Linked DNA regions of Mus musculus: all the other regions are linked to region 1. A link is a loop called in an ENCODE intact Hi-C map of the cell type or tissue named here. Cell type or tissue: heart. All regions are shown on one strand. Links, peaks and the distances in the headings refer to the core of each region. The heading gives the core; the rest is flanking DNA.

What was found. Hi-C counts contacts between places; a loop is a spot of excess contacts. Peaks named below come from ENCODE experiments on the same cell type or tissue, not always from the same donor. Only the 100,000 strongest peaks of a DNase experiment are listed, where the experiment ranks them.
Region 2: a loop joins it to region 1, with 2.7 times the contacts of the local background. A loop is called at or near these places in 2 of 42 quality-filtered maps.
Region 3: it touches region 1 in a loop (10-fold over the local background); 28 of 42 quality-filtered maps call a loop at or near these places.

What each region holds. Positions count from the first base shown.
Region 1 is chr6:31,934,332-31,942,362 of GRCm38, forward strand. No RefSeq gene overlaps it. Among named protein-coding and RNA genes, the nearest start is that of Gm31894, 80 kb to the right of the region's middle. In heart, for the core only: a CTCF peak has its summit at 4,038 (motif pointing right); a DNase peak (open chromatin) is centred at 4,160; H3K4me3 peaks cover 630 bases; H3K27ac peaks cover 342 bases; H3K27me3 peaks cover 1,768 bases.
Region 2 is chr6:32,475,431-32,483,461 of GRCm38, forward strand. The region is part of intron 3 of Plxna4 (plexin A4); the gene reads right to left. Among named protein-coding and RNA genes, the nearest start is that of Plxna4os1, 32 kb to the right of the region's middle. In heart, for the core only: a CTCF peak has its summit at 4,072 (motif pointing right); DNase peaks (open chromatin) are centred at 3,941 and 5,521; H3K4me3 peaks cover 448 bases; H3K27ac peaks cover 4,841 bases.
Region 3 is chr6:32,587,759-32,595,789 of GRCm38, forward strand. Plxna4 (plexin A4) reads right to left here and starts at 434. Exons shown (of 32, transcript NM_175750.3): 1 at 1-434. In heart, for the core only: a CTCF peak has its summit at 3,831 (motif pointing left); a DNase peak (open chromatin) is centred at 3,813.

The DNA.
Region 1 (8,031 bases), core at 1,639-6,638:
TGGGCTCTGGGGTTCTTAAATGTAAACAAACAATCCTATTTATTTATTTATTTACTCCCAAGTATCAAAAAGCTATCCTCAAGTCATTCGGTTTTCCAGGTCCTTTCAACAGGAAGGGCTGGGACAGCTAGACTGAGGAATGAAATGTGCAGTTCAAAGTAGATGGTAGTGATCAATTGTCTGCTTTGGTTCATGAGGTGGGGCTAGCTGCCTGAGGGTTCCCCTCCTCTCCCCATGCTAAGTGGGAACGAGACCATGGGACTCAGAACCATGGGTAGACAATTCCTCTCCTCCAGGAGCTGTCAATCTTCAAAGTACATAGGTTATACTCAATGGGCTGAAAAGTCAGGACAATCCAAATAAGGGCCCTCTGTGTCGAGAGGAGTCAAGCTTAGAATGAAATTTCCAGAGAGGGGGGGACTGCAAGCTCCTTGGCGGGGACTGCAAGCTCCTTCTCCAAGGCGGGGACTGCAAGCTCCTCCTCCAAGATCATCACAGAGAGGCGGAGCCTGCAAGCTCTTCCTCCTATATCATCAAATTCATATCTATAAGAATAACCATAATCATCATCATCATAATTATAATAATAAAAATAAAAGGAAATTAGCAAGTGTTGGTCCCGACGTGAGGAAACTGGAGCCCCACATGGCTGGTGACAGTGTAAATGGTGTGACGTCATTGGGAAACACTTTGGCAGCTCCTCAGAAACACACGCGGAGATAGCACCTGCCCAGTGCTTCCATTCCTAAGTTTACAGTCAGAAAACCTGAAAGCAGAGACTCGAACGGAATTTCTCCTACACCTGTGTCTACGGCAGCATTCATTATTCACCATAGCTAGAAGCCTGGAATCATCTAGGCGCTCACTGGTGCATGAATGGAGAAGTGTGGTTTACAGTGGGATCTTAATTGGCTATGTGACTATCAGTGAAAATTTGGTACGGCAAAGTGATATGTGGTACAACATGGATGGATCTTGGAAGCATTGCACTAGGTGAAATGAGTCAGGCATGAGATGGTGAATTGACTCGGAGTTTACCCAGGTGAGGGTCCTAGGGAAGTCAAACCCACAGAGGGAGGATGCAGAGTTTGGATGATGGGGGAGCGCAGAAGAGGGAATGGGGACTGACAGTTTGCAGTGTTTAGCTGTGTTATAGATGACGGAAATCTTTGGGTATAGATAGTGATGGCGCTTGTGTACCACCAGAGTTGTACTTAGTGCTGCCATATTGCACAAGAGTGGCTTGGCTAAGGTAATTACCATTACACTGTATATAAATTGCCATAATTATATAAGAATGAGGGACTGGTGAAGTGGCTCAGCAGGTGATGCTGCCAAGCCTGACTGCCCGAGTTTGAATACCAGACCCATATGGGTCAAAAGAGAGAAATGATTTTTCTAAGTTGTTCTCTGGCCTCCACACAAGCACCAGGGTACAGTTGTGCATGGACTTGTGCATGCACAAAAGTGTGTGTATGTGTGTGTGCACACACACAAATAAGTAAATTCGATGAGTATGGGTTGGGAAGAATCCTGGTGATGTGATAGGACACGGGAGGGACAGAAGTGAAGTGGCCACCAGCACACCTAGGCTGAAAGGCACAGCCTGGCTAGAGGAGACTGTGTGTAAACGGGGGAGGGGAGGTATCACACACCACCACACAGCCATAAGGGTGTCAGCTGGCAGTGTATAGAGAAGATCAGAGGCACTCATCCCTACATGGGGTGTCTCCATCAAGTCCCCCCCCCCAGGGAACCCCGAGGAAGAGGAAGCAGAGAGGGGGTAAGAGCCAGAGGGGACAGAGGAGGCCAAGAAAACAAGCCCCTTTAAATCAACATGATCAAAGCTCATATGAACTCCCAGGGTGTGGATGGGGACCCACGGACAGGAACAACCAGACCACATAACGACTTGGCGGGGTGGGGTGGTGGTGGTGGTGGTGGTGTGTGGGGCGGGGAGGTTTAACGCCACATAAGGCAGAAGTAGCCTTGAGTGCGTGGTAACATGATCTTGACATATTGATCCCTCCTACCGTATTTTCATCTCCTCTCACCTTCTAAATTCCATCCAGAACACTAAAAGTCCCCCAGCCCTCCCTGCACCCACATTGGACCTTGGGGGAGCGACTGGTTTTGCATCTTCTTCTGTGTGTGATAGCAGGGGTAGAAACCTGCAGCTGCTCTCCTGAACACCTTGAAGTCATCGACCTGATCTGAGGGGCAGAGGGGGCTGGATAGGGGGCAGATGGTGGCTTCAGGACAGGGTTCAGGAGCGTGGGGGTGGAGTTATGCCGAAGTCTTCGCTCCTGGGTCCACACCTTGCCTCTGCCCTCTCCCCTTATTTTCTCTCTCTAGCCCACCCTGTCTTACCACCCTCCTCTCCCCGTAGCGCTCCCACACACCAGAAGCCCTGGGCCACAGCTTCTGAGGTAGGTGGCCGGCCAAATTCAAAGCCCTGAGCCTGGTTGTCTCAGCTGAGGCAGAGGAAGTCTCTACCATTTGATCTTTATGTTGCTGCTCAGGCGTCTCAGCGGTTACAAATAGCCCAGCCCTCTGCGTGCTGACGGCAGCAATGGGACATTACAGTAATGTACCCATTCAAACAGAGTGGATGCCAAGATTGCTACAGCAGCTTTTAGCCACGGAACATTTAGCCTTCAGTAATAGCATTCTGGGTCCCTCTGGAAGCTTCCTCGCAGATGCACCTGGGATATCCCCGCCCCACCACAGCTCTGGGACCGAAGAAGGGACAAAGAAGAGTTCTCATTTCTGTTGAGGAAACACATTCAAATAAGGGAGCCTCATGCAGAAAATAGGAAAGGGATCGCTGACGAATGCCATGATCATATGATAATGTACGCGCATCCTCCACACCGATCACGGGCGAGGTCTCCTTAACGGCTGTGTTGTCACTGAGACCAGGAGACAGAGCAGCTGTCGGGAGACACACATGGTAGCGCTCTGCCTTACAGCACTACACCCCCAAGCCCATGACCTTGACCTTTTAGACAAGGAAAGTCATTTCAGGGCTGGCCTCGGGAAATGCTAGACTCAGAGGAAGCTGGCCTGTCCTTGGCCTCCCAGGCTCCAATCTCAAGGCTCCTATGCTGTTCTGGGATCTCTACTCTGTGCCCTCCTGTCTTCCTGAGCACCAGTCCTCAGGAGCCCGCAGAATTTACACAGCAGGCCTTGCCTACTAATAGGAGCTCAGTAAATCGCCAAGGCTGCAATAGAATTACCAGAGGCCTTGCTCTGTGGTCACCCATGTGGAGAAATGGAGCAAGACAGTGTCCTATCTCTGTAACCCCTTTACCTCACTACTGCTCACAAAACAGGGAAGAAAACTGATAAGGGTCGGGGGCCTGAATCGGATCTCTCCACCCTGGCTTGCCAAAACTGCACCATCTGTTACCTAAGGGAATTCCCTAGGACTCAGAAGACCCATTCTACAGATGAGGAGAGCGAGGCACAGAAAGGTCCAACACGAGTAGGAAGTGACAGCCATGGAGCTGTATCCCAGCGTTCTAGTCCTTCATCCTATCTACTGTAGCTTTGATCTGTGCTCAAAGTTGCCAAGGTGAATATTTATAAACTCTCAGAACTCAAGAGGTTGTGGAGTAAGTAGGCTCCCCCTACCCCCAAATCACTACACAGCTTGCTTTGAAATCAAACTAGAAAATACCTGGGGAGCACAAAGCGGGTAAATGGGGAATGGGCAGGACCTTGAACTTTGCTCGAAGGTCCACATAGAAGAACTCAGGCAGCTTTTCTCCTCCCAGATTCCACTTTGGGTCTCACTTTTATTGGTCTTTTCTTTAGTTATGTGTTGTTGTTGTTGTTGTTGTTGTTGTTGTTGTTGTTGTTGTTGTTGTTGTTGTTGTTGTTGTTGGTGGTGGTGGTGGTGGTGGTGGTGGTGGTGGTGGTGGTGGTGGCTGCAACCCTCTTGATTTGGTGAGACTTAGCTGCTGCGTTCATGCGGTTTAGTCCGAATCCGTAATTCATCATGCGAACAGCAGAGGGCGCTCGTGTCCTTGGAGAACGAATTGGGTTTCCCACCGCCCCGTTCTCATTCATCCGCGAGGTCTTTACTTCTTTGCTACTGGTGCAGGCTAGGGTGGAGCAATGCTTAAGAGAGAGGGCTTCCGAGCCTGCCAGCTGCAGATCCTGGCACATCTGTGTGTGTGCCTTCCTCATCTGTTCTGCCTTTAAGGAAGCAGAGTGGCTTGGGGAAGAAAACGGAGAAGAGGGGGCGGGGCTTCAGAGCGTACTGACCACATCGGTGAGTCGCTCAGGATTAGCATTTCATCTGAGCACAGGTCAGACTGTTCCCAGAGGAGCAGAGAAGCATCAATTCCTAATAGGGTGGGAGTGGGGTGGAGGGGCAGGGTTTATAAACTTGGCGATCTCTCCATGTTTCTTTGGGCAGGTCACCAAGCCCTTGTGTGTCAAGTTTCTGAATATGAAGCGGAGATTATTTAAAAATTGATCATCTCTAAAGTCCCTTCCAGGGCTCAAGCCTGGGTTTGTACCTTTCTCTCAGTTCTTTCGTAGAGCATACTGGCCTCAGCCCTCTGGCATGCCAGAGCCATGTCTGGGGGACTCAGGGGACTAGGTTGACTGACAGGCAGACCGTCCCATTCCAATCCCTGCTGCTGCCTTCTTTCTGCTCCTTGAGGAGGAAGGCTACCTGGTCACCATGTCCTTGAGACAGTTAGTGTGAGCATCACCTGCAGATGCTGCGACCATCTCCTTGAACAGCCATGCTCATCAGCAACACTACACCGCAGCTCTGACCTGAGTGGGAGGAAGGTTTCCTGCACTGAAGACAAGGTGGTGTGATAGGATGGGGGAAACCAAGCTGTGGTCTTGGCTCTGCAAGGACCTCTCTGGGCACATAGGAGAAAAAATCCTTTGTGTCTTTGAGCCTCAGTATGCCCATCCACAGAATGGGTGGCTGGCATTGGTTTCTAGGCCTTTCTGCTTTAAGGACTGCAGCTCTGAATTCTTGTCAAGCATACTTCTCTATCTGACTCTGTGGAGAAGCAGGAGGAAGGGGACTATTTCTGGAAGATACCAGAGAGGGAAGAGAGAAAAGGAAGATAAGGGGAACCCTTAGAAACATGTACCTCCCTGTCTTAGTCAGGGTTTCTATTCCTGCACAAACATCATGACCAAGAAGCAAGTTGGGGAGGAAAGGATTTATTCAGCTTACACTTCCACATTGCTGTTCATCACCAAGGAAGTCAGGACTGGAACTCAAGCAGGTCAGGAAGCAGGAGCTGATGCCGAGGCCATGGAGGGATATTCCTTACTGGCTTGCTTCCCCTGGCTTGCTCAGCCTGCTCTCTTATAGAACTCAAGACTACCAGCCCAGGGATGGTCCCACCCACAAGGGGACTGCCCCACTTGATCACTAATTGAGAAAATGCCTTACAGCTGAATCTCACGAAGACATTTCCTCAAGGGAGGCTCCTTTCTCTGTGATAACTCCAGCTGTGTCAAGTTGACACACAAACCAGCCAGTACACTTCCCGACCTGCAGGGGGTCTTGGTGAGTTAGGGGCATTTTGGCAGCCCTCTGGTCCCCTGTCTGTTCATGTAGACAGACCATAGATATTTGAGACACCCAGAGACTGGGTGTCTCAATAGGGCACAAGAGGAGGCACAGCTGTATGCGTGTGTACCTGTGATGCAAGATATACTTGTAATAAAATGCAAGCACACTTTGCACAGGTGAGCATCGTCAGTAAACACCGGCCCAGCATCCTTCTCCTCCCCACTCCCTCAACAGACCCACACATAAACTCAAGCACCCCTCCAACTATCACATTGATCCCTAAGGCAAAGAACCATTTACTTGAGGAAGCATGTCTTACAAGATATTAATAAAAGATGTGCCACATTTTAACTTTAAAAAAAAAAAAAAAAAAAAAAAAAAAAAAAAAAACCTCTGGAGCACAGAGAGGAGGATGGCGGGAGACAGAAAAGTCAGGCCTAACTGAAAAGTACTTCCCACACCCAAGCCTTCTTGTAAGCACTAGACTTTAGGACACATCAACCAGATTTTCCAATTCATTGAAAGCACTTGCCAGCTGCTGCCGAGAAACTCCATTGATTGTGTACCGAGCTTGCTCTGACAGGCCCCCAGGAAGGAGGTCCCTGTGAGAGCTCACCATGAACACCAAGCTGGAGTACAGGGCAGTGGGTGAGATCTGGGGATTTTGCCTGGGAGGTGGGGGAACCCAGGCTGAGGCATTATGAGGGAGGGACGGAAGGTCATGATCATTCCCATCCTGAACGAGCATCCTTGGAACTGGATAATGCGACTTTTCTTCCACTGTATCACTCCTGGCTCAGACACACTTATATGAAGAGGCCTTGGGACCTGATATTTCTCATGGTGGCTTTTGGGAGCTAGAGCCTCCTGGACGTGCTCAACCTACTCTTGTTCTGCTAGTTTGAGGATTGGGGTATCATTCTTCAAGGCCCTTCTGTTTCCATACCACCTCTGTGGGACTGCCATTGTCCCCTGTCTTTCTTCTTCCCACTACCACAGTGCTGGGCCTCTGGAGCTACGAGCTGTGCCTCTCCTATTGTCCCCTCCTGTCCTTTCCTCTGTCCTCCTGTACCTCAGACAAAGGCTTCTAGAGTGAAGAGGAGACGCCATGTGAGCACAGTCACCTGAATAGGTGGATTTGGCAGGTGTTAGGTAGAACTCCACCAAGTCCCCGTGACCAGATCAGCTGCAGAGATCAGAAGAGAGGAGAGGATTCACAGAAGGGTTGATGCCATTTCTGGCTGGGCAGCAGAACCTGGTTGGCCTCAGGGTCAAACTCTGAGCCTTGAGACTGGTTCTCATGGTTCTTTCCTGTGACCTGGGTTCACTCATGGCCTGTGGTCAAAACTGAGAGCCATCCCTCCAATCTTTCCTAGAGACAACAGGGACCGAAGAGTTTCTGCCCTACCACTGAAGACCTTTGCCTCCAACCCCCAAACCAGACCTAAGTGTGCAGTAGCCAAGAGCCAACATCTGGAAAAACTCTTCTCCTAGCTGTCTTGGTCTTCGACTAGGAATGGGTGTCAGGGCTTCTCCAGCTCCTGCCCACAGTTCCAGGGGACTTGGGTTCGAGGTAAGCCAGGTGGAGTGGAGGCCCATGGGTCTTTGCGGAGACAGCCCACCACTGTCACCGCTCTTCCCTGATGGTTTATGAGCTCTCCTTGCCACCCAGCAACTTTCCTGCTGGGGCACCACCAGATGGGAGGCAGATGACCAATGGTACCACAGCTGCTCTATGGAAGGGACTTGGCCCAAAGCCTCCCTGAGAGTCAGAGGAGCTGAGTATACCCGTGTAATCCTTCCAGGTACCCCACAAGTGACTGATGGCAGGCTGCTGGCTCTGGCAGGCCTGAAGTGAGAGAATTGTTATTGATGTTTACACAGTACCCACGCACTCTATGAAAATGCTTTGAAATATTTTAATAAATGACTATGGAGGATAGCATCCATAAAACACCACGGATTTGGGGCCGGGGAGTTGGCTCAGTGGTAAAATGCTTGTTGTGTAAGCTGGGGACCTGAGTTTGGATTTCAAAGCCCTCCCCATTCCCCAGGTATAGAAGCTAGGCAGGGCAACATGTGTCTGCAACTCCCCCACTGGAGTGTGGGGAGCCAGCAGGAGGATCCCTGGTGTTTATCTGCGAGCCTTCCCCCCCCCCAGCCCCCCAGGTAGCCGAATCAGTGAGCTCCAGGGTCAGTGAAAGACCCTGTTTCAAAAAATAAGGTGGAGGATGATGGACAGGCATGCAGGCAGGCAGAATAGGTTTTGACCATCATGAGCAATACAGGGAAGTTACCAAAGACTGGAAGAGATAGGAGGCTTAGCCATCCAGATTTCCCAGAGCACTGCTCTGCTGTAAAGTTCCTGGTTGCAGTAAGATGGGGTCTTCCGTAGGTTTTATACAATCTGCACTAAGTTACCCCACTGCCTGCATTGTTTGCGGGGTAGGGGTGGAGGAAGCTCCCATCAAATG
Region 2 (8,031 bases), core at 1,395-6,394, 540 kb after region 1:
GATTTCTTAACTGGTTTCCTGAGTATACCAAAGTCTATTCTCTGATCAATCTTTATGTCCCTGATTTGGAAGCGTCTCTGCTGCTCCTTAACTCTGGAAAAAGTGGCACAAACCCTAGTCACCTCACTTCAACTGTGCCTAAGATGGCCCTGAAGTAATTATGTCAGAGCTAGAAAAAGATGTACATTCCATCTGCCAAGGCTTCCAACCATGTGCGCACACACGCTGGGTAGCACTGAAAACTTTAAATACTATTCATGTCTGAAGACATCACTAATGTTCATACACCTACATCTAATATTCTGTGCAAACCATTTTTCCTTGATATTGTTAATGCCATGCCCTTCCAATCCCAGTGAACTCTGAAGGAAAAGGGTGTCAGACCTCACAACCAAAAGATCCCAGATCAAATGGGGAATTCACAGAGTGATGTGCAAAAGAAGAAATGGCAGAGGTGGCTGGAAGTGCCAACGACGCTTGTAAGTCTCCTTTCAGGACTAGGCCACTGGTAACTTCTGTACCTTTTACTACAGAAGTGATAGAGTCAGGGGGAGAGGAGAAGAGAGGCAGAAGAGGGCTGAAAATAACAGGCTAAAAACGGCACGCAGGTCCCCTTGAGCTTTTCCAGGAACAACCCCCCTACACTCACACACACATACACTCTATTTATGCACACACTGTTACACATTTGAGGAGAAAAGAAGTTACATAAGATGTCAGATGCTCATTTCCATTTTTCCATGAGCCTGACCGAAACGGAGTATACTTAGTCTTGTGAGTATAGAAGCCATGGCTAGAGTCCAGAGCTTCCAACCAGCACTGAGAGAAAAGGCCCCTCCCTCCCTGGAGCTCAGAAACCCCAAGAGGCCCAGAGTATCCAGCTTGGAGCCTAACTGAAGTATTGGTACCAATGGCTCCCTTGTATGCTACAAACTTGATCTACAAAAAAAAAAAAAAATTAGTATTTAATGTAAAGCCATACTGGGCTCTGACCCCCACCTCCTTCTCCCCTACCTTGTCTGCAAAAGGATATGGGCCTTGAAGTTTGGTACGTGACTAACCTGGATATAAAGTATCTTCCTCATGAGGGCTGAAGCAGCCCACTCACCTCGCAGGGCTGCTATGAAATCCTTACGCTGTTTGTGTATACAGTGTTGTGACCCAGGGCCCAGCAGATGGCAGCTGCTTTCTCCTTTTGTTTTGCATCTCTTTTCTTCCCTTCCCCGGCCCTGAGTGATTAAAAGTGGTTCCTGCCTCTTTAGCAGAACCGGCCTCAGCAGTGAGCTTACCTAGTGGCACAGAGTTAGTCTTCACTCCAGTGATTGAAGTCTGCATCCACAACTTGTCAGTGGTACTTACCCATCCCCCAAACAGGGCTCAGCAACAAGGTAGAAGATTAGACAGAGGGCCTACGTTCAATAAGAAAGTGGTCTAGAGTCCTTCTTCCAATATACTTGCCCAGGGTCTTGATGCATAAGTCCTTCCACCTGCTCTGCCTGCCTCCCAAGAACCAAAAACCTTCAGTGATCTAGTACGCCATGTCTCGCTTAGTGGTAAATGTCACTACAAGATGGCAGTGGCACCAGTAAGTGAGGGGAAGAAAATGAAAACCAAGTCGGCCAATGTGAGCATGGACATCAGGTTTCCCTTGACAGTAAATAACCGGGATTAGTGGAGTCTCCCCTTGAGGACAGGAACACTATCTGCAGCAGTCATCCCCAGCCTTGCCTGCTGATACTGTCTACCCCAGATCTTCAGAAGCTGCTCCACAAGCAATCTGGACAGCAGGGAGAATTCTAGTAGCTTTCATTATGAAATCTCTCCAGACACCAGGAGAAAGCCTTCAGTCCTACATACAGTGAAACCTCAAGTCCAGTCGATGAGACCTCCACAGAGGTTGGGAACTCTTACTCAATGCCTAAGAAAGAGACCAATGCCTAGGATAGAGCTAATGATTCAACTAGGGTGGCTTGCGTGGCTCAACAAGTTGGGGGAACTCTCTCTCATCTAGCTTCTATCAGAGAACCTCAAGTACTATACTTGGGAACTACAGAAAATTTGGCAGGATCCTCAGGCTCTGTAAAAACTTAGCCCACTATCTCTCTGTCTCTCAAGTCCATCCCCTGAGATGTCCAACCTCACAGTCTCATTGGCAATTCTTCAGGAGTTGTATAGGACCCTCTGCTTGTGGTGGGAAGAATCTAGAACCCCTCAGTCTCTCTGATCTGCACAGACTGTATGCCACCTGACATATCAAAGGGGACTTAGAAGGTGACAAGGTTAAGGACCTTGAGGTAGAGAGAGAGCACCCTACATGATAGGCATGCTTAGATCACATCAGGGCATAAAATCAAAGGCCTTTTCCTGGCTATGGTCACAGGGAGCCAAGGCAATGGAAGAAAGTAGGAGAGGCGCAATGCTGTTGGCTTTAGGGATGGAGCAGGACAGCACTGGCCAAGGAATGTGAGGGCCTCTACCAGCAGTTGCAGGCCAGGAAACAGATTGCCCTCAAGAGCCTCTAGGTAGAAAGGAAGCCCTGCTAGCACCTTAGTTTTAGCCCAGTGACACCTGTGTGGCATTCTGACCTCTAGGCAGTAAGACAATAGCATTGGCCTTAACTCAGCAAGCCCCTGAAATGTATTCACAGCAGTAGGAACCTAGCATATTGCTGGTCCATGGTGAGGCAGGTCCCACCCTCTCCTTGTCCTTGGGCTCCCCTGAAGGGGCTACTGACTTGAGATTTCCAGCAGAAAAGCTCTTCTGCCTCTGTTGGAACCCCTAGGGATGACCTAGAAGTTAGCTCTCATTCAGCCCCCTGGCAGGGAGCAGAGCTCTATCTTCCCTTTGAGTTCTTGGGGGTCTGGTTTGTTCAAGGACCCACCAGCTCTTGTTACTAACTCCTGGAACTCTAAAGTATTTGCCAAAATGGAGGGAGGGGCAGGGGGAGCAGAACTCTCACCCTCTGATCCCAGTCACCCACCCGATTACCCTTCCTGCGTTAGGCTCCCAGTGACTGCATTCAAAGGAGAGCAAAGCAGGACGTATGTGTGCTGGCTCACCTTGTACAGCACTCCCTACCTTGTTATTTGCTTGCTTGTTTATTTTCCAGACTCTTAAACATACTGTGCCATCTTAAACCACCCAGCAGGACATACCTGCAGCATTTCGAACCTTGTCTGATAAGCCAAGCATCAAAGCCACGTGTGTGGGCATGGGTTTCTCAGCACCTGTGCTTAGTAGGAAACTCAAGGAAGTTGTTAGCTTTAAGCCCCTCTGCTATCTCCCAAGAGGTCAGTCGGAGTCAACCTGGCATTTCTCTTCCCCCCCCACACACACCCCTAAGATTCCCTTCCCTTCCCTCATACTTGCTTTTAACAAATTTTTTCCATATTTTCATTTCTTTTTCTTGGACTACAGAAAGGTCTTTGTAAGCACAAAGCCAGATCTTGCCTTGCTCAGAAATATTTTCCTCACTGACTCTTGCTTGTTAGTTTTAATGTTTATCCTGGTCAATTGTTCCAAACATGAAATACCCATCTCTAAAGGGTTCCTCAAACCTGCCCTTGTTTTTGTTTTATTGTGGTGGTGGTGTTGTTTTGTTTTCAATATCTTCTGTATCATCTTACCTAAGCTTCAGACTGACCCTGTAAGCTGCCAAGATCTGCTATGAGTAGAAAAGCAAACGCTTGATACAGAGAACCCCGTAGGATCAAAAGACAGCGGGAAGAATTGTCTAAGGAAGAAAGAAAGCTCCTCTCACCAGACAACAGTGATCACAGCAAAAGCTAGGGCAGATCATTCCGCAGACCTACCCATCCCCCTCCTGGCTGACTACCTCCCAAGCCAGGCAGGGGCCCTGGAACCCAGTTCCGGGCTGTCAGCAGAGATAAATTTAGCACCAATGATCTCATCTTGCAGAGCAGCCTCAGGGCCTCAGAGTGCTCAGGGAAACATCACTTGGACAAGCTGAGAAGTGACAGACACTACTGGCCCCTACAACATAGGTGGCAGGCAAAAAGTTCCCCTTAGAGGGACACTAAGCCCATGAGGAGCAGTGGCCAGAGTGTGGCCAGCAGGTGGCAGGCTGAAGGAGCTGAGACATGGACACCCTGAACTTCCCAGGGTCTCCCAGACCTGGGCAATGAAGCTGAAGGCTCACAGCAAGTCCACAGATGATCAGAACTGCTAAGATCTGGATGAAGAACAAGCAGTGCCAAGCATTCTCACTGTAGAGATATGGCCCATGTCCCAGCAAGTCCCTCCCTACCCCATCAGGATATTATGTGGTGGAGTATTTATAGATACAACAGTGGGCAGAAGGCAGAAGTGGCTGGAGCCCATTGCTCTGCCTCCTGCCAATAATATAAGCCCAACAAAGAGGACAATCTCCCTTGTCCTTTACAGAAAAGAATGGAAACTTGTCACAACTGCAAACTTTCAAGTTCTTCCACTGAGATAAGCTTCCCTTTCTGGCTTGCCCTGCTGGTGACTTGCTGACCAGTTCCCCCAAGGTTTCTTAGTATGTGTCACAGTGAGGCTTTCGGTTTGCAGATCCTGGAGTAAAACATTTACGAGGGTTCCAACCACTGGGTCATGGTGCCAGGACAGTTCTTCAGCTGGAGTAAGGTTTCTTGGCTCCAACCTCTGCAACCACAAACCTTTCTGATGGAGGGAGGATGGCATGAAAGTCACTCAAGAGAATGGACTTGACACTTGCAAAAAAGGACAAAATAAGCAGCTATTTCTAGGAGGTAGGTCCCACCCTAAAGTGCAATGCATATTATGCTATTAAAGGGGATGGGAAGTGATGAGAAATAGATGTTGTCACCTAAGAAAGGCCAGGCTCACATCTCAACACACCAGGGCCACCCCATGTCAGTTTCAGTCACATTAGAGGAAATCAATTCCCAAGAACAAAGGCCTTCGGTTTGATCAATGCCATTCCTGGGAATCACCCAGGACACATAATTGAGGGGCTGTCAGAGAAATCAAAACACACTGAGAAGTTGGGGTGATCACCAAGGTCTAAGTCCTTCTGCCGGGGGGCAATGTGAGCGATGTTACAAAAGAGAGGAGAGTGTCACAGGCAAGAGAGTAGGGTGGACAGCACTTTTGCAGGTGAAGAGTTCAAAGCTTCAAAGAAAGGTGGTAAGATACAGAGCCAGGATGAACGATAGTGCAGACAGTTAGCCAGCAGAAGGTCCCACAGGGTAAGGCACAGGGTAAGGCACAGAGGAAAAGGCCAGTACTGTGTCAAGGTCACACCACCTGGGGTCTTGACGCTTTAGAGGGAGAATTAAAATTAGTCTGGATTGTTCTACATTTATTCTTAAAAGTCAAAATGATATTTTTTTTTCTGTTCTCTTAATTAAGCATAAACTTATAAATCTAGGGCCTTGTTTCCGGGCTATGGGAAGTGGAGGAGGGAGTCCAGAGTCTCAGCTTCCTGAGCTCTGCCTGTCTCCTTCTCCCAGGTCATTGGTTCCAGGAACAATGCCTCCCTGCCACAGGGACCCAGAGGGCTGCTCAGCTGAGTCACATGGCCTCTTCTTCCCTAGGATACACACACACACACACACACACCACTCCCACTCCCACCCAGCCCCATAAGGGCTGGCTAAGGCATCTATTTGGAGCTTCTGATTGTCCCCTGGTTATGCTGACCTCTGAGGATTTCCTACACTCTGCTGTCCTACCTCACCCCAATTCACACGGCTGTTCATATCCCTGAAGGTTGAAGTTGCTCCTTAGAGCTATACCATACAAAGAAAGTCAGAGATATTTGCTATCCTCTTTTATATTTTCTCCTGCTGTATAAAAAGCAAACAAACAGTCTACAGGGTCTGGGGAGTAGTGAAGAGTGCATGGCATGCAAGCAGGAGGACGTGGGTTCAGATTCCCAGCAGCCATGTTAAAAAACTGGGCATGGACTATGAACCTCTGTAGCTCCAATATGATCTGTGGGCTCACGTGCCAGTTAGCTTGACCAGAAGGCCAGTGAACACCAGTAAAAGACCCTGTCTCAAAGGAATAAAGTAGGGAGCAAGACAACTGACATCCTCCACAGGCCTTGACACACACACACACACACACACACACACACACACACACACACCTACACACGTGTGCACACACAAGCTAAACAAATAACAATCGATGGCTTTATCATACAAGAGGAGAAAGTTGGAACATGTATGTAATCAATTTGTCTCAAACCTGAGGTGTAGCCACAAACAAAGTTGAGATTTTCCAGCTGTCACACGATTTCCACAACACCCAGGTTTGACTATAAACAGTTCAGATGCATGGCCAGCTGCAGATACAGACCCAAGCAGATGCTTAGACAGAGCTAAGTGCCTTAGAATCGGGAGGCAGTGGCATGGCATTCAGCGACACCCCTGGCTCGTCTTTATCTTTCTGCAGCTTAAGAGAACAATTGTATGAATGCCTAAGGAAGGCACCGTTTTCCTATTTTAAGCTTAAAAAAAAAAAAAAAAGAGGGCTTCATGTCTCCCAGATGGAACTGGAATCTAGCTCCTCCTGCATCCTTTTCCCGGGTTCTGGGGTAACAGGTATGTGTCACAACACCAAGCTTATGCAGTGCTGGGTAATCAAACCCAAATCCTCCCTTATGCTTCAGTCTTAACCTTTGCTTTCCTATTTTTATTTTATTTTATTTTATTTTATTTTATTTTATTTTATTTTATTTTTTGAGCAGCTAACAGCTCTTGTGTGTGTGAATATACCCACATGCCCTTGAACTTTTAGGGGGAAAAATGAGAACAAAGAAAGGGAAAAATTCTAAAAAGAGTGAGCAGGAGAAAGAGAGAGACAGAGAGAGAGAGACAGACAGAGAGAGAGAGAGAGAGAATGGTCTCTATCTCAGCCTCTCCTCCAAACTCTACCCATGAGCCACACAGTCTGTCACTGTATCCCCCTCCCATCCCCATCCACCCAGCTACTTCCTTCACCTCTGCCTCTAGACAGAGAAAGAGTTCATTCAAAAGCAAAGGTCTCCTTCCCCCATCCCCAGACCCAAGTCCCTCAAAAAACAATCAAATTTAAAACCCAGAGATTAAATTATCACTAAGCTAATTATGGGAATCACACTTAGCCTGGCTGCCGGGAAGCAGGGTCAGAAAGCAAAAGGCATGAAAATTAAAGGCAGATGCAGGAAACACTTGAAAAAGACCAAGTGGGAGACCCATTGCCCCCTCCCCCACTCCGGAGGAAGAAGAAACCACTCTTGATGTCGGAGATGCTGTCCATCTGGGCTATTGTCAGAGCATTTGGCAGCTAAATGGCTGCTCTCTGTCATCATCTCTAGGCCAAAGTGGGCGCAAGTCAGAGGTAAACTGATTAGGTGGTGGGCCACTAATCTCTCAGAGAGAGTAGAAGGGAAATGGTGCCTGCCTCCAAGAGGGGTAGAGCCCAGGGGCATTATCCCCAGGCTTAAGTTGCAGAGAGAGATCTGTGCCTGGTCCATGAGCATTTGTGGGTCATGTGGTTAGGTAGCTGACTGTAGGTCTGTAGGAGTCAAGTCCACGGGCATATTTATGAGGATGAATCCTCAAAGAGGGGCAAGGATATGGCATGATGCATAAGTAAGCATGTACGTTAGTGTGCATGTTGCCAGAAACTGTGAAGAACTGGGAAAGAAGCAGAGGTACCTCCTAGCTGAACTGCAGGTTAGCAGCTCCTGAGAACTGGTGGTCATTGGCCAGGCCCTGGCAGTGCTGCTATTGGCTCAGTGGTGAGTGTCCCAAAGGACACAACTGTTCTGCTGCTTCATGGGACACTATCGATCCTATGCAAATGAAATAATACTTTGGCCATAAACTTGGTAGTCCAAGAAATGAACAAAAGAACTAAAAATCCACTCTTTTTCAGTCTACAAGGTGACTTCCTCATCTCAAGCTTCCCCGAGAGCTTCGGGTTCCCAGGCAGCAAGCATGGAGGGGAGTGTCCTATGGATATCCAGAGTGGATTTCTAGAAATCACGGTCAACAGAGGCAGTTTAAAGAGAAAGTG
Region 3 (8,031 bases), core at 1,395-6,394, 650 kb after region 1:
GCTAGCCGGGTCGGGCCGCTGCCCGGGCGCGGCGGCGAGTACGTTGGGGACCCGCCGGGGAGCGCTCTCCGATCCTCTGCGCGCCTCCCTGGGCAGTGACGGCCACCCCCTGGCAGCCCGGGGCTGGCTGCGCCGCTGTCGCCCCCAACCCTGGCCGGGGACTAGCCGGGCAGTGCCCAGGGGCCGGGGCTGGGGGGCCTCGGAAGCCGCCGGCAGCTCCCCGGGGAGGCGCGGAGCTGCGGTGGTAGCAGCGACGGCGGCGGCTAGCGCTGCGGCGGCCAAGAGCGCGGCCGTAGTCCAAGCCGAGCCTCCCAGGCGCGTCCCCGGCCCCCCGGGCGGGCTGCTCGCAAAGTTTGCAGGGGGCAGGGAGCGGGGCCGCCGCTGGCTCGGCCGCCGCCGGAGCTCCCGGGCTGCCTGCTGCCGCCGCGGCTCGCTGCTGCTGTGCATTGAAGCCCGGCCAAGCGCTGCAAAAACTCCAGCTGCCTGGCGCTCTCTGGGTCCTCCTCTCCTCCCTCCCGCCCTCCCTGCTTCCCTTCCTCCCTCCCTCTCCTCGCCTCCTCCCCTCCCCGCCGCCCGCGGCCCGCCGCCGCCGCCGCCGCTGCCGCCGCCGCCGCCGCTCCCTCTCTGGCTCGCTAGCTGGCTCGGAGCTCGCGACTGACATCTAGACCAAGGTAGAGCGGCCGGCAGAGGGGGCAGGGGGCGCTTCCCCGCACGCTGCCGCCACTGGCCCGCCTGCTCTTCCCCAGTGTGGACGTTTGCAGACACCCCCTGGGTCTTCTTGGCTTCCTCGAGTCACCCTGGCGGTGGAGACACAGGGCAGAGTGGTGCATATATGGTGCCACCAAGTGCACTTGGATCGGGGCATACTCCCAAGCAGGCATGTGGTGCAGGCGGTCAGAGGCACTTCTGGGTGTTCCTAACAGACACCAGCCAAACATACATCCATTCCTAACCTAGAATCCCTGTCCAGCCCCACCAACCAAGGTAATCCTACACAGAGCACTAGAGGATGCCCAAACCCAAGGTTTCTTCTAGTCCTAGGACAGAAATGAATGGCCAATGCCACAGAGCTTGTTAGGTAACCTGATCTGTCCAGAGGCTGACCTTGCTTCACTGTCTCTGAAGCCCTAGGTCCTGGGCCATGTCCTAAACATAACCCAGACATTGCCAACATCAGAATAGTTTCAGAAGCCCAAAGGAAGAAATCCAGAGGTTGCTTAAATTGAGAGAGCATCTGGCAGGCAGGGAAATAGGTGAGGCTGCACTATCTAGAATATCTCTACAAAGACCCCCTCCAGTTAATGAGCCCAACGACCAAAATAAATAAATAAAAATAAAACAATTTTCAAAAGGATGCCCACCTATTTGTCTACCCAACTCTGCATGCTAAGTTCAAGGAAATGGCTCTGTCAGCCAAGTTCAGTAAGACTAGCCATTCATCAAAGAAAGACCTCTCCAGGAGCTTATGGTTTGGGGTTCCTGACCCACTCTCCCATGACACTTTCTTCAACCTCAGTCACTTCCTGCGCATAACTGTCCCTCCCACCAAAACCTCTCAGAATCTGCTTACTAGGAAAAGGTTGACAGTGGTATAAATTCCTTCCCCTTCTTATAGGGGTAATGTTTTCACAAACATCAAAGTTATACCCTCGGTAGACTTTCGAGGTGACAAGTTGGACAAGCTTCCGGGCAGGTAGCACACTTGGGTCGGGTTGGACTTACCACCCAGGACCTTGTTGAAAGTGCTCCCACCAGAAGGACACAATGAATCAAGTGTAAGCATGAAGAAGCCAGCCAGCCAGACATTTCTCTAGTTACAGGGTGTTCCAGGAGACAGCATGGAGCCCTGTTAGGCTCTGGTTGTCTGCTGAGCATCGCATGGCCCAGAAGACAGCAAGGGTTATCTTATTAGCTCCCTGTAATACATTGATCTGGCTCCTCTCTTCTCTGAAACGCTGGATCCCAGACCCAAGATAAGCACACAATATCAAGTTAGTTTCACAAGCCCAGAGAAACACAGAACAATAACTCCATGTTGCTGCTGCTTTGACATCCTCCTTCCAGAACTAAGGGAGCCCCGGGGCCAAGTGTCTGTCTGACATGACGCCTCAGAGACACTCATGCAAAATCAAAGGAAGCTGTCCCCACAGGTCTTAGTAAGGCTTGCCTCACCAGGGCCTAAACTCACTCAGAAGAGTCTCCTGAAATTGGCACATGACACCTTCATAACAGGCTCACCCCAGAAGTGACAGCCTAAAAGCCCCACAGAAAACCCACCAGGCTGCTTAAATAATGCACTTCACTAAAGGATACAGGAGATCCGATTGTCAGTTGGCTGTAGGGGACTTATGTGAAAATGCTCAAAGGGAGAGGAAGTAAGAACTTACTCTAAGCCCTTCTCAGCCAATCATCCAAGCAAGTCTTTGTCACCCTGCCTAGATGTCTTTTCTGCCCCTTGTAGTGCGTGTGTGTGTGTGTGTGTGTGTGTGTGTGTGTGTGTGTGTCCTGATGGATGGACCAGAAGTCAGACTTTTTTTTTTCTAGAGGTAGCAAACAAAATGTGCTTATTGTTCTTTATCTCCTGCCTAGTGTGTGCAATCATTTGTTTTCATTCAGAGGAGTCAGCATTGTGTGGTACCTGAAGAGTAATGACAGAGGCCAGTGACAGGGAAAGAATGTGCAGAAAGCTGGACCAACAAAGGACAGGTGCAGCCCCTGCCTGTCCTCCTCTTCTTAATAGGGCCTTCCCTCACGCTGCCTTTGCCTTTCTTGACTTCTATTGAATACCACAGGGGGAAGGCAGGCTGGAAACAGTTACAGCTTCCCACCATTGTAAGAATGGCAGAAAGGGTCAAACTAGCCACAGCAAGAGACTTGATGGCCTATTGAAGGTTTCCTCAACTCTAGGATGGGGGCGGGGGGATGGGTAAGGTCGACTGTCTTACTCCTTGACTTTACTATTGACCACCACTATCATTCGCACAGGTGTGCGCTTCAGTGGCCTTCCCTTGCGTGCCCGCCACATTTATACCTTCTCATTGCAGTGGCATTCACAAGAAATACAAGCCCTATGAGCCTGATTTGAAACTCTAATGCAGTGTGTATGAAAGGAGTCTGCATTCCCTGTCTCAGGAAAGTATCTGTTTCTCCAGGGGTACAATACAGGGAGGCAAGCCCTTAGCTTCCCTGGCTCTTCCCATGAATTAGTAGCCTGGAAAAGGCAGCTCTGTGTAGTGGTCCAGGTCACGCTTCTTCTACACTTGCTGCAAGCCCTCCGAGCTCTCACACTCCCCCCGCCCCGCCCCCACCAGCTGATGAAGGTGAAGAGAGATATACACTGGGCAGTCGGGCTGTTCTCTGCTCACCACGGGTCTGTGAGTCACTCACCATACTGGCCTGGTGGCAGTGTCTGGCTCCATGGCCACCGAGGAAGAAGTTAAATGGCACATTGTTTCCTAGAGCCCTGTTTTCTAAAGAAGCTATTTTTGTGAGATTTTGGCTGTGGTCCTTTGCCAGATTTTGGGAGAAACATACTGGCTCATCTCTCATGATAGCTGACTAAAAGAGCCAGGTTTAAGGGCGAGAGAAGACTCCTAACTTCCCCTTCACTTAGCTTCCACCATTTCATCAGCTCAGGAACAGGGTCACAGTTTTCATTGATAAAAGCCAGGGTTGTTTATTAAACAAATTGCTGGAGCCTGGTAGCGCTGCAGGGACTTCTTTCCCACAAGAGTAGTCCCAGACCTGGGTCCTGCTCTGTGCTCTGGATAAAAAACCCTCTGGCCTAAGGCTGCTTGAAAACCTACATTGTGGCGCCACCTGCAGGAGAGCATAATTATCGACTTTATCCCAAATGTAACTGAGAACAGTTTCTGGCGTCCCCAAACTACCCGGGCCAGGACAGAACTGCAGACAGACAGAATGGACCCCTGCTATCAAGGTGTGTCACCAGATGGCCTCCAGACACTCCAGCAGTTCTCAATGTGAGCATTTCTTGGAAACTGCCATTTCAAAGATCAACAGCCAATTTACAGATTCTCAGCCCATTCAAGAATATTTCCCTCACATCACTAAGAGGTTAACTAAGCCTAGAACACATGGGTCTATCTTCCAGGTACTGAGCCATTGCAGAGAGAAATGGATTCCCTTGTGACAGTGAGGATGGATCATCCCTGTTAGCATAGTTGTGATAGTCTTGGGACCCAAACTGCCCCTGCCTCATAGCCCATGGGTGTAAATGACTGCAGATATTAACATCTGACCCTAACTCCTCTCTACTCATCTCATGCTTTGGCCATCACTGTCAACTCCCTCTGGGTCTCCTCCATGAGAAGGGTTCCCTGCCCTCTGACCTGTGGTTAGTGCACTTAGGAGATGACCATGTTATTTTCCACAGGGTTCCTCATTACATGCATCAGTCATTTGGTGGGGAAAAAAACATCTTGGTATTACCAGCTATGCAGTGGCTTCTTAAGGACACCTCTGCCTGTCTATACTGCTGCTCACAGCCAGTGTTGCAGCTCTGCCATGGATTGTTAGACCACAGGGAGATATACAAAGGTAAAGAGAATGACTCTCATCTAGCCGCATGTGTACACAGACACAAGGGATCTTTGTCCTCTGGGCTTAGAAACAGCTCCTATGTCCCTCAACCAGGGTCCCAGTGTTCCCTCTCTCCTCCATAACCTCCTTGATCTACTCTCTACTCTGTAGCATTCTTCTTTCTCTTTCAACCGACTGGCAGACATTTTGTTCCAGTAGTAAAATTGAACTGTTAGAGGATGCGGTAGTGTGAGCAGAGATAGGAGAAGGACAGAAATGGCCTAAGTCTACCGGCCAGAAACAGCAGAGTCCAGATGTGTCAGGACTCATGGCTTTCTACAGAAAGTATAGACACTTGAATCTAGCCTTTGGAGTCTTCAGTGAAGTCCAAGACACTCTAGAGCAGGGGTGAGACGGCGCTTTATGGTAGTGCTTTGGAGGTGATGTGTCACGCAGCAATGCGCATCCAATGCAGTGAGGTCATGGAGAACAAATCATTGCTCTGGCCTCATTAGCCTTTTACTCTTGTTTTCTGAGCCCATTTGGCTTTAGGATAAGAAGGAAGAGGGGGGCATGCTTCACGCCTGCTCTCCTAATACGGGGCAGGGCTGAGCTCCTATTCACACCCTGGTGGGATCTCCCTGCAGGACTCTGGGGTTAAGGTCTCAGCACCTCTCAATGTGTTAAACAAAAATGGCAAAATCCATCCAAGGGTCTGGGAGGCAAAACACGGAGAACGTTCGAGTCCAGTGTTCACTTGAAGTGGGCTGTCATCAGTTCCAGACTGTCAGCAATCAGAGACGTCCAAGAGCGATGCAGAAGGCCTGCTAGGTCCTATTCATTTTAATGAGCTGTCTGGCTCCAGCCCCTGACCGAGAGAGCCTTCTGGAAACCAGCTTGAGTGGGACCCTAGTGTGAGACCTTGCATCTGCAGAACACTATTCCCCTCGCGGCCTCTCCCTCCAAGCTTTACCTGCAGATGATCTTGGTGCTCACCACACCACAAGTGAAAGGGACAGACTGGGGGGCCAGCCGTTTCTTGTGGCTAGAAGGTATAGTAAAGATGGGGAGGAGGCAGGGAGCAAGGCTAGCGGCCAGTAGTTTCATTTTCTTTCCCACAACTTTCCACAAGGATGTCCCTATGCCTTCTCTGCTCGGCCCTGGAAAGCTTGTAGAGATCTCAGGAGGCTGCACCAGTCGTGCACAAGGATGAGACCAGAGCTAGATGTGGCGGCACACATCTGCAAGCACAGCACTCAGCAGGCTGAGCACGAGGGTGGGAAATTCAAGGACATTCTGGACAACACAACCCAGTGAATGAACTGGAACTAAATAACAAGACCCTTCTTCAACCCCTTACTCCCAATGTATACCAAAACCCAGAGGCTGGGGAAAGGGGGAAAGGGAGAAATGAAATTATGAGCAGGAGAAAAGGAGACCGTGCCTATTCTGGGTCAGAGGAGAAAGAAAGCCCTGACAACTCCCTCAGATAGGTTCTGGGTCAATTCTGAGACCCTTGCTAGTCCTTTCCCCTTCGATATCTCCCTCTAGGGCTCGGTGACAGGCCCTGTTCTCCTGCCTCTGTTCCCATGACCAGGTCCATTTCCAGTCCTTGTTTTTAGAGGAGTCCCTCCTAAAATTCCCCTCCTGACAGACTTGCAAATGTTACACATTCCATGGAATTCAGGGGAACAAGGGCCCAAGGCTGCAATCATGTGTGGTGCCATGTAAGGATGGAGGAGAGCCAATCATGCCTATCTCTCCCCATCACTGCATTCGGTGACGCCATGGTGGCACCTGGAAATAAGACACCGTGGAAATATGTACAGCACAACAAGCACACATTACAACTAGGGACGGTTTTATTAAGCATCTCCTGGCATAGCACAAGAGAGGCCCAATGACAGGCCTGGGAAAGGGTATTTGGTTCATATCACCTTGCCAGCCATTCAGGTGACAAATTCCACCTGTATTAGTTCATCTTCTGTTGCTATAATATAGTGGCCAAGGCTAGTAACTATAAAGAAAAGAGGTCTATTTAGCTCTTGGTTCTGTAGGTTCAAGAGCACAATGGCAGCACTATCCCAGCCTTTGAAAGGGTCCCACGGGGAAAACACCGTAATCATCAGAGCACTCAAAGAGGAGAGGTCACATGACCTGTAGAAAGCCAAAGAGACTGGGGAACAACCATAGTTGTTCTCTTTTAACAACACTCTTTCAAGAACTAATTCAGGTGTCTCGGGAGAGCAGTCACAATGCTTCCTAAGGGCAAAGACTCCAGTGACCTAGGGACTCCCCACAAGGCTCCACTTCTTATCAGTGGTGTGCCACCACTGTACTGGTCCATCTACTGGGGACCAAGCCTCCAACACCCATTCAGACTGAATCCAGCAGTTATCAGAGGTGCCAACAGCACCAGCCTAACTCATGGCTTCTATTCTGCCAGCGTGTCACTTTTAGAGAGAATATTAATATACACTTTTCTACAGGCTATTTTTCCAAGTTCTATATTTAAGCGACTGTATTCTTGCTCTGTCGAGTGATTGTGACTTATTTTCTCCAACCAGAACATCAAAGCAAAGCCTATTGACATTACCTGGCTCAGGCTACCCAGGAAGACCAACATGTAAATCTGTTCGTGGATGCTTTCCTGTTGCTGTAATAAAACACCACGGCCAAGTCAACTTATAGAAGGATATATTTATTGGAGTTTATGGTTTTAGAGGCTGAGAGTCCATCACCGTTATGTAGGGAAAGCTAAGCAGCAGGCAGGCATGGAGCAGCAAGCTGAGCACTCACATCTTAAACCACAAGCAGAAAGCAGAGAGCAACTTTAGGTGGTATGTGGATTTGAAATCTTAAAGCCCACCCTGCAGTGACATACTTCTTCCAGCAAGGCCACATCCTCTAAACCTCCCCAAACAGCAGCACCAACTGACAACTAAGATTTCAGATGCCTGCGTCTATGGGGAACAGTCTCATCCAAAGCTCCACAGGCGCCTCTCATTTACTCCCTGCACTCAAACTTATGATTAATGTCCTGGGTTTGGCATCAGTTCTGGTTTTTTCCACTTTAACTAGTACTATTCAAATTATGGAATTCCATGATATAGAATACTGTGCAAATACTGAATAAATTGCAGTAAACGTGTGTTTCTGTACCGCATGAAAAAAATGACTAGGTATATGTATTTGCATATTTTTAAGTATACAGAAGAGTGTGTGCCTTTCTATATATGTCTGCATGTGCATAGAACATTCAGAAATTTTGCACCAAAAAGCAAACAGGGAGATGAGGATACATACTTCATTGTTTTCTTGCATATCCTTTGTTCTCTGTGGAATTTTACCATGTGCAAGAACTGCATTCTCTATTTTTTTAAAACAGTTCATTTAAAAATGAACAAAAAAATACTGCTGCTAAAAACATCTTTATCACACCACCAGCCCTCTGCTCTCTCGCTTCTCGAGCCCAGCCAGCCACTCCTC